Regions from separate parts of the Mus musculus genome. Here region 2 is linked to region 1. The links are chromatin loops, found by intact Hi-C in ENCODE. Cell type or tissue: left cerebral cortex. All regions are shown on one strand. Links, peaks and the distances in the headings refer to the core of each region. The heading gives the core; the rest is flanking DNA.

What was found. Hi-C counts contacts between places; a loop is a spot of excess contacts. Peaks named below come from ENCODE experiments on the same cell type or tissue, not always from the same donor. Only the 100,000 strongest peaks of a DNase experiment are listed, where the experiment ranks them.
Region 2: a loop joins it to region 1, with 7 times the contacts of the local background. A loop is called at or near these places in 11 of 42 quality-filtered maps.

Annotation. Positions count from the first base shown.
Region 1 is chr9:110,409,191-110,414,601 of GRCm38, forward strand. No RefSeq gene overlaps it. Among named protein-coding and RNA genes, the nearest start is that of Ptpn23, 3.7 kb to the left of the region's middle. In left cerebral cortex, for the core only: CTCF peaks have their summits at 1,887 (motif pointing right) and 2,509 (motif pointing right); DNase peaks (open chromatin) are centred at 1,922 and 2,517.
Region 2 is chr9:110,529,864-110,533,818 of GRCm38, forward strand. It overlaps Setd2 (SET domain containing 2), which reads left to right and starts at 2,734. Exons shown (of 21, transcript NM_001081340.2): 1 at 2,734-2,889. The coding sequence starts at 2,816. In left cerebral cortex, for the core only: a CTCF peak has its summit at 2,486; DNase peaks (open chromatin) are centred at 1,499, 2,523, 3,228 and 3,942; H3K4me3 peaks cover 2,278 bases; H3K27ac peaks cover 1,952 bases.

The sequences.
Region 1 (5,411 bases), core at 1,279-3,778:
GGATAGCTGACAGGCTGTTACCTGACATGAGGAAATTGGGAGGAACATGTAGAAGGGAGCGCAAGACTTCAGGTCTAGTTTGTGTGAAGATGAGGACAGATGCATTTAGAGGCAATGTAGAGCCCGAGAATAAAGACTCTGGATTCACAAGACGGGTTTCCCCGACCCAGGTAGGGCCCACGTCCTCTTTGTAGAAGTAACAGACATTTCCATACTAAAAGTATGTTAGGGTCTAGAGAGGTGGGTTGGTTGTTAAGAACACTGGCTGCTCTTCCAGAGGACCTGGCTTTGATTTTCAGCATCTACATGGCAGTTCCCAGCAGTCTATAACTCCAGTTCCAGACCTTTAGTCTTCTTCTGGGTTCTGTGGGCACTGCACACATGTGGTACACAGACATACATATGTGCCAAGCAAAACTCCTATACACATACAATAATTTTTAAAATGAAGTTTAGCCAGGCGGTGGTGGCGCATGCCTTTAATCCCAGCACTTGGGAGGCAGAGGCAGGTGGATTTCTGAGTTCGAGGCCAGCCTGGTCTACAGAGTGAGTTCCAGGACAGCCAGGGCTACACAGAGAAACCTTGTCTTTAAAAAAACAAAACAAAACACAAAAAAATGAAGTTTAAAGAGTATGTTAAGCTGGGGGGATGATTTGGAAGCTAAGGTGTTGCCACACAAACACGGGAACAATCTTGGGAATCAACCTAAAGATAGGAGGATTGAAAACTGGCTGGACAGAGTTGTACACCACGGCCTGTGTGTGCCCCCCCCCCAATTCATTATGCAGAGACACGATAAAGCTAATTTTTGAGAGTCGGAAGCCAGCTAGTGCAGCTGTCCGTTCTGTGTCTCTGCTTTCTGGATGCTCTGAGGCGAACTCGGCCATCAAGGTCCTCCCTACGATAACCCTTGAAGCTATGAGGCAAAATGCCTTTTAATTTTGAGGTATTTTTGTCACGGCAATTGATTTGAGAACAAAAGGAGTTGTTTGTGGGAAGAGTTTCATTATGAATTATAACCCTCTGAAGATGGATGGTGGGGGGAGGGGTGGTACAATAGCTAGTGTACCTAAAAGCTGTCGCCTTCAAATGGTTAAAATTGTAAGGATTACATTAGATATGCTTTACTGCAAGACTAAGGTGTGTGTGCGCGCGCACAAGATCTTTCACTAAGCTATCCGGGGGGGGGGGGGGGGTAGCACACTCATTTAATCACAGCATGTGAGAAGTGACCCCCAAGTGAGAAGGCAAGCCCCACCTAGACTATGTATTAAGTTCCAGGCCAGCTTGGGCTTCTTTAGAACCTGCCCCTATACCAACATTACAGACACCATTTCTGCAAAACTCAGGAACAACAGGTGAGTCCCAGCTGAGGGGAAGCCCTGCTGAGCAAAGAGAAGCAACAGCTTAGATCCCAAAAATGAGGCCAGGAAGGGATCAATGTGAGCTAGAACAGGGAGGGGGTAGGGGGTAGTAGGAAGTCTTGGTTTTTGTTTTTTGTTGTTTTGTGGGTTTTTTTTGTTTTTGTTTTTGTTTTTGTTGTTCTTTCTTTAATTTTTTTACTTTTCTTTCTTCTTCTTCTTCTTTCTTCTTCTTTCTTCTTCTTCTTCTTCTTCTTCTTCTTCTTTCTTCTTCTTCTTTCTTCTTCTTTCTTCTTCTTCTTCTTCTTCTTCTTCTTCTTCTTCTTCTTCCTTCTTCTTCTTCTTCTTCTTCTTCTTCTTCTTCTTCTTCTTCTTCTTCTTCTTCTTCTTCTTCTTTCTTTCTTCTTTCTTCTTCTTCTCCTCCTCCTCCTCCTCCTCCTCCTTCTTCTTCTTTTTCTTCTTTTTTGGAAGTCTTAATTCTTGTAGACAGACCATGTAACAAAGGGGCATTCCAGAGGGTGGCACTGCAGGGAAAGCTCTAGGATTCAGAACAGCCAAGTAGCCGCCTCTGCATCTTGAGCATCCTATCCCTATTGGCTGCCCTCCCCTGAGCCTCACTACTTATTTGGCAGTGCCAGAGCTTGAACCTAGTGTGTTGTGTGTTAGGCAAGCACTCTCACCACTGAGCCCCATCTCTAGCCCCCCTCTCCTCTGTAGAATGGATAAATTCCCAGTGGATTCATTCCCAGCCCCAAATGGTACTTCTCAAGTCAAATTACTGCAAACACAGATGTGAGTTCTGGGGTATCTATACAGTTGCTATAACAGAGTACAATAGACTAGATGAGCCAGCTAGCAGGAATTTAAGGCTGGGAACGAGGCCCAAGTGTAGCATACTTCCCTAGCAAACGTGAAGCCCTGAGCTCAACGCTCAGTTACAGTAATTGGTATGAAAGTGTCAGAGAGCAAAAGATCCATCATAGATGTCAAATGCTGATGCCGGTGGTGGGATGGGCCGGGGAAGGTGAAGGGGTAGAAGGGATGCCCCATCTCATCCTCCCCTCCCACTTACCCATTTCCCCAGCAAAGCAGGAAGTTAGAGGTAACATAGGCTCCCATGGTTCAAGGGAAGAGTCAGTCCCATCACCAGGGGGCAGCAAACACCACATTAAGCCAGGTCAGCTTGTCCTCTCAGGACCTTTCCTTCCAGTAAGCTGCATGGCCCCTTAAAGACACACTGAAAGCCTTCCTCCTGTTACCAATGTGGAAACTTGTGTCTGGGTTTTGGGAGTTGACCACCCAAACTGCCCCCAGCAAGTGAATGTAAGAGTCCAGGATGGAGGTGGGTCATTTATTCAGCCTACTTTACTTGCCCCCCCCCCCACACACACACACCAGGATCCCACAAAATGTTTTAGGTGCTGTTGAACGAAACAGGTGAACATCTCTGCCCTCAAGAAAGACGACATTTGCCGGGCAGTGGTGGCGCACACCTTTAATCCCAGAACTCGAGAGGCAGAGGCAGGCGGATTTCTGAGTTCGAGGCCAGCCTGGTCTACAAAGTGAGTTCCAGGACAGCCAGGGCTATACAGAGAAACCCTGTCTCAAAAAAAAAAAAAAAAAAAAAAAAGAAAGAAAGAAAGAAAGAAAGACGACATTTTAAAAAAATGAGCCCAAGATATGACACAAAGCAGAGACTCATCATTTGGAAGGCTGAGGTTTGAGGCCAGCTTGGGCTACTTAGGAAACCCTATCTCAAAAGAAACTGTTGTTAGGAGAAGAGGAAGAGAAAGAGGTGGAGGAAAAGGAAGGGAAACACAGAGAGAGAGGCACAGACACACACACACACAGAGAGAGAGAGAGAGAGAGAAAGAGAGAGAGAGAATATATACAATGTGGATAGAAACTTATGTGGACAGTCAAAAATATGTGAAAGATGACCCATCTCATCAGTAACCAGAGAAATGCAAACCAAACTACACTGAAAAGCCATTTCAGATTGGTGACTATGATCCAGTTAATAACAACAGTCCTTGTCAAGAATGAGTTACTTTGGGCTGGAGAGATGGCTCAGCAGTTAAGAGCACTGACTGCTCTCCTGAATTCAAATCCCAGCAACCACATAGTGGCTCACAACCATCAGTACAGCTACAGTGTACTCATATACATAAATAAATCTTTTTTTAAAAGAGTTACTTTCACTGTACAGCTAAATTAAACTTGTTTACGTTTGTTTGTTTGTTTGTTTGTTATGGCGACAATGTCTCTGTGTCGCTCTGGCTGTCCTAGAACTTGCTCTGTAGACCAAGCTGGCCTCAAACTCACAGAGATCCACCTGCTTCTGCCTCTCGAGAGCTGTAATCAAAAGGCATGCACCACCACCTCACAGATCAAATTGGCACAAGGATTCCTTGGCCCAGAATTCTCTTCCTACTTGTCTGTGAGCTCTGGAAATGTTCCAAACCACCCCAAACAGGAAGCTTTGTGTTTTCTCCCTGATGCCTCCCTTGGCTCAAAATCCTGAATCTTTACAGAGCAGGGAATGAGGCAGAGAAGAGGAAAGTGTTCTCCCAAAACATCCTAAGATTGTGAGAGCCCAGGCACAGGAGAAGAAAGGGGGCGGGGCGGGGTGAGGACAAAGTTAGACTGTCCTGACTCTCTTAGTCTCAGACTTGGCAAAGCAGAACAGGGGCCGGGGCTGGGGCCGGAGTCGGGGCTGGAGTTGGGGCAAGAGCTGGAGCAAGGCTGAGGCAGGGCCGGGGGCTAGGGCGGGGGCCAGGGCGGGGGCAGGAGCTAGGGCAGGATCTGGGGCAGGGACCGGGGCAGGGACCCGGGCAGGAGCCGGGGCAGGGACACCCACCTTGCATTGCTTCCTTTCCAAGCCATCATCCAGGTTCTTTTTTTTTTTTTTTTTTTTTTGGTTTTTCGAGACAGGGTTTCGCGCCACCACGTCCGGTCATCATCCAGGTTCTTGAAGCTTGGGAGAAAGGCTTTTTCCTTACACCTAAAAAGAGGATGGATTATGCCGGGCGTGGTGGCGCAGCCTTTAATCCCAGCACTTGGGAGGCAGGGGCAGGCAAATTTCTAGGTTCGAGGCCAGCCTGGTCTACAAAGTGAGTTCCAGGACAGTCAGGGCTATACAGAGAAACCCTGTCTCAAAAACCAAAAAAACAAACAAAAAGAAAGAAAGAAGAAAAAAAAAAGAGAGAGAGAGAAAGGAAAGAAGATGGATTTGCCCCAGGAGGGAACACAGGAGCCACTCCTGTCTGCACCTCTTCCTTCTAGACGGTCCTGGGCCTTCGAAAAACTAAAGAATGTTGGGCACTTTTCCCTGGGAAAGATTCCAAAACAGGAGATTTTCAAGTACCTTTGAGGAAGCCTATCCAGGGGAACCAGAAACATAGCCCTGGCACCTAGGGTCACTTGGCCAGCAGATGGCGCGAAGGCCATAGTATTGCCAGGTCTTGACTACAAGCTTCCAATCCTGCACGAAAAAGCCCAGCAGATTCCAAAATATGTCTAGTCGACCTTCCTTTTTATTTTCTTTTTCTTTTTTTTTTCCAGTTTATATTTTGCATTACGTTTCCTTTGTCTGTATGTGTGTGTGTTGGGGGGGGGGGGCCGGAGCTCCGCATGTATCACAGCCTGGATGTGGAGGTCAATGGACAACTGGAGAAGGTTGGTTCTCTCCTTCCACCATATGGATTCCAGGAACGGAACTTGAGCAGCAGACTCGACAAGAAAGTGTCTTTTTTTGTTTTTCATTTTGAGACAGTCTTGCTAGGCCAGTCTCAAGTTGGTACGTAGCAAAGGATGTCCCTTAACTCCAGTTCTCTTGCTGGCCTCCACTTCCTAGGCGCTGAGATTGCAGGGACTACCTTGTTTAACTTATCAGTGGAATTCCTACAGCATCCTTTATTTGTTTATTTATGTAATGGGGAAGGAAGAGGGGGCATGCATGTGTGGAGGTCAGGGAACAACTCATTTCTTTCTTTTTTTTTTTTTTTTTTTTTTTAAAGATTTATTTACTGATTATATGTAAGTACACT
Region 2 (3,955 bases), core at 1,456-3,955, 120 kb after region 1:
CCAGAGAATCCTGAACACCATCTCAAAGGTGCTGACCTTTTTAAAAAAGATTTGAATCAAAGATTTGTGGGCCTCAAAATTTCCACTGACCTCCATGGTTTGATATGCTTACTCTATTGGGTTCTGACCAAAGTTACCACTAGACTGAAGTACCATTCATCTGTCTCATGTTAGAGAGCTGTTTACTTTATTAAGGAAATGGGAAACCCATACACCTCATCTTAGGTTCCTCTCAACTTAGTATCCATGCAAAGTAACCCTTTCCTAATGTCAAGTGGCTGCCAATGGCTTATGTGACATTTAAGGCAAAGAGCTCCAATATATTCAAAATATAGCTGGGCGTGATAGCACACTAGAGACTCAGGAAGAGAGCTTCACGCTCTAGGCAAACTTGCCTGGCAGTGGTGGTGCACATGCCTTTAATCCCAGCACTTGGGAGGCAGAGGCAGGCAGAATTTTGAGTTCGAGGCTAGCCTGGTCTACAGAGTGAGTTCCAGGGCAGCCAAGGCTACACAGAGGAAAAACCCTGTCTCAAAAAAACAAAACAAAAAAAGATAGTTGTTTAATGAAAGGCATTGTTGTACAATGTTCATAACATTATCTATGTGATACTCTTCTATTTCAATAGGTAAGGCTGTAGAAACCCCAGAAACAGCCATGCCCAATGTCATAGGACTAGAAATTGGCTGGTATTGGTTTAAAGTTTAGGATTTTATGGACTGGGATATTTCTTACTAGGTGGGTACTTGTCTAGTGTTTAGGAAGCCTTGGGTTCAATCTCCAGCACCATATAAACCAGCTCTGGTGCTGTCTCCCTTCCTGTAACCTCTCTACTATGTGGTCGATGCAGGAGGAGGAGAGATGTTCAAGGTCATCTTTGGCCAACTTACTGAGGTCAAGGCCAGATGGGATACACAAAACCCTGTCTCAAAAAGAATCAAAAAGAGGAAGTTCGGGGTTTCACAAGTCCCTCCTTTTATCCTCACAGCAGTGAGAGAATCTGTTCACAACAAAACTTTCATCTTCAGCAGGTTGTGGTGTCTGGCACCTGTAATCCAGGCATCAGGGAAGCTGGGGTAAGGATTTTGAGTTTGAGGTCAGTATAGCACATAGCAAGTTTCAGCCACAAAGGAAAGCTCACCAATGAATGCAAAACAAAATGGTCGTGGGAGACTGAAACCTAGAGCGGGTTTTGTTTTGTTTTTGGTGGACCTTGAACTTCCATGATATGAGTAAAAGTTACCAGGAAAAAAAAAATCCAGATTAACCTCTAAACAAAATGATAAAAAAATTCTGCTAGCCTACATACAAGTGAAAAAAAATGTAAATGCATGGTAGATGGCTCAGTGAGTAAAGGCACTTTCTGCCTAGCCTTATGATGTAAGTTACAGGACCCACATGGGAGACAAAAATGGACTCACTGTTATCCTCTGATCTCCACGTGCGCATGTGTGTGGCTCAACACATACCATTCCTATAAAAACAATTTTAAAAATACATTTTAGGCTGGGCAGTGGTGGCACACGCCTTTAACCCCAGCACATGGGAGGCAGAGGCAGATGGATTTGAGTTCTAGGCCACAGGAAAAACCCTGTCTTGAAAAACAAAACAAAAAACCTAGAATCCCAGCACCCAAGAGGTTGTAGGCAGGATGAAGCATTCAAGTGTTCAGGGTAAGTCTTAACTACAGAAGATGTTTGTCTAAACAATACGGCCAAGTTAGCTAGTGAAGGATTCTGTTAGATCACATTTCAATTTATTGGTGATTCCAATTAAAAAATTAGTGGCTAATCAAAGAAAATTCCACAAAAGATCTCAACTATCTAATCTGCCACTTTCATGATAAGCAACTGCTATAAATTCAGCGAGGTGTAAATTAGCTAATAGTTTCACGAAATCCTGCTAATCCAGAAATAAAAAGTTTCTAGTTTAATCTAACTTTTTTTTTTTTTTTTAGTAAGACTAATTAATAACCTTTTCCTCAGGACCACCCCCCCCCCCCAGGTCTAACAAACATAGCCTCTCTGACTTTTAGGGCGAGGGCAGAATACCGCGGTGAGGTGGTTTCGGTGGGAACACGGTGGTGGGGGCTGCGGGAGGCTGGCGGGCGGAGGGCGTGTCCGAGAAGCCCAGGCTGAGAAGCAGCCCCTGCTTAGCTTGGTTTTCGGTGCGCGGCCGAGAGCCAGTTGAAGGGGCGAGAGAGACCGAATAAAGGAGCAAGCGGGCGAGGGCGGCAGCTGCGCTACCTCAGTGCCCGGAGGCCAGGCTCTCCCAGGGCTTCGAAGGATGAAGGCGGGTGTCCTGACGGCCTTGGGCTGTTCCCGGGACGGACGCTGTCCAGGGAGGGGCAGCGGTGGCTCCCCTCCAGCTCCGGGACCCGCCTCCAACACTCGGCCCCGGGACTTATTGTTCCGGGAGGCCGCAGGCTAGGCCTGGCCTGGCCGGCGGGTTGTACCCCGCCCCTGCCAGGGTCGGTGGTGCTGGCGCGCCGACTGGCGGCCGGTGGGCTGCCCTGTGCGTGTCTCTTTAAGGGGCTGGGCCTGCAAGGCTGCAGGGCGGGCGGGGTGCGCGTCGCTTCGGGAGTGAGTGTGTGAGGGTGAGAGCGGCGGGCGGGCGGTTGCTGGAGGGAGGGAGGGAGGGAGGGAGCGAGCGAGAGAGCGAGAGAGCGGGCGGGCGGGCCAGCCAGCCAGCCAGCGACGCCGGCCGCCCCTGCCGCCGCCGCGATCGGACCAGCGGCCGCCTCCCCTCCGGTCCCCTCCCCCGCATCGGCCTGCCGCGGGGAGGGGGCTAGCGTCGCCGCCTCCAGCCGCTCCTCATGAAGCCGCTGCCGTCGCAGCAGCCGCCACCGAAGATGGGGGATTTCTACGATCCCGAGCACCCGACCCCTGAGTAAGTCTCTGCTCCGCGGTCTCCCGCTGTCGTTGGTCGCTCCAGCCCGAGGGCGGCGCGTCCTGACCGGTGGCGGCGCGCGGAGTAACGGGCCCCGGGCGGCTTCTCGCGGTCGTGGTGGAGGGCAGGCCGGGCGGAGCTCCTGGAGGCCGCCTCGCTTGGCCTCGGCTGGCCCGGCGGTTGGGCCTGGCGCGGAGAAGGCTGCTCGCGTCGCCGCGGCGGTTGGGGCGGGCGGCCCGGTGGGGGAGGGGCGGCCACGGCCTCCTCTGCCGTTGCCGCGTCCTCGGTCGGCCTGCTTAGGTTCGGCGTTCCGCGCAGCTCCTCCAGGACACTCGGTGGCGTCCCGGGCTTCTGTTGCAAACCACGGTGCATAGTCCGAGGCGCCGCAAAGGCCGACGCCGGCGTCAGGGCGCCGGCTCGTGTAGGCCGAGAATCCTCGGGCTCGGGTGGAAGCTCGGCCCATCGCCCGGCCTATCGGTGACGGCAACTCGGACCGGAAGGGCCTACCGCGCGTCTCCCCGCTTCGATCCGCGGAGGAGACCCGCGTTGCATTCCCGGTTTTGATATTATTTTTGTTTTTTGTTTTCCCTCCTCCTTGGACACTCAATTCTGGCCCAGTAGAGCGATGAGCTTCATATTCTGCACCTTTGGCGCTTGGGTTTTGTAATGGTGGCAAGGTTTGTCTGGTCCCGTTGTTGAGGTGACAGCAGTTTTGTTTTTTAACCTGAAAGTGAAAACCTGGCAAACATTTCTTGATTATGATGCTTGAACACTTTGGCGTCCTATTTCTTAGGTAATAGAATCTAGAATCTTATCTACAAGGATGGCTTTACTGCGTGTGAAGATTTAGTTAAGAGACCCTTTGTATAGTCTTCTCTAAAGAAGATAGTGTACTTGTAAAGCGAAATACAGTTTTGTCGTATAGTTTCTTTTCAGTACACCTAGGGCATTTTTATATTTCTGTTGGGTGTCAGATGGTGGTGTACACCTGAGATACCAACTGAATTAGGATTGCAGGCAGGCTTCCTCAAAACAACAACATAAGTAAAAAAGCAAGCTTCCACTT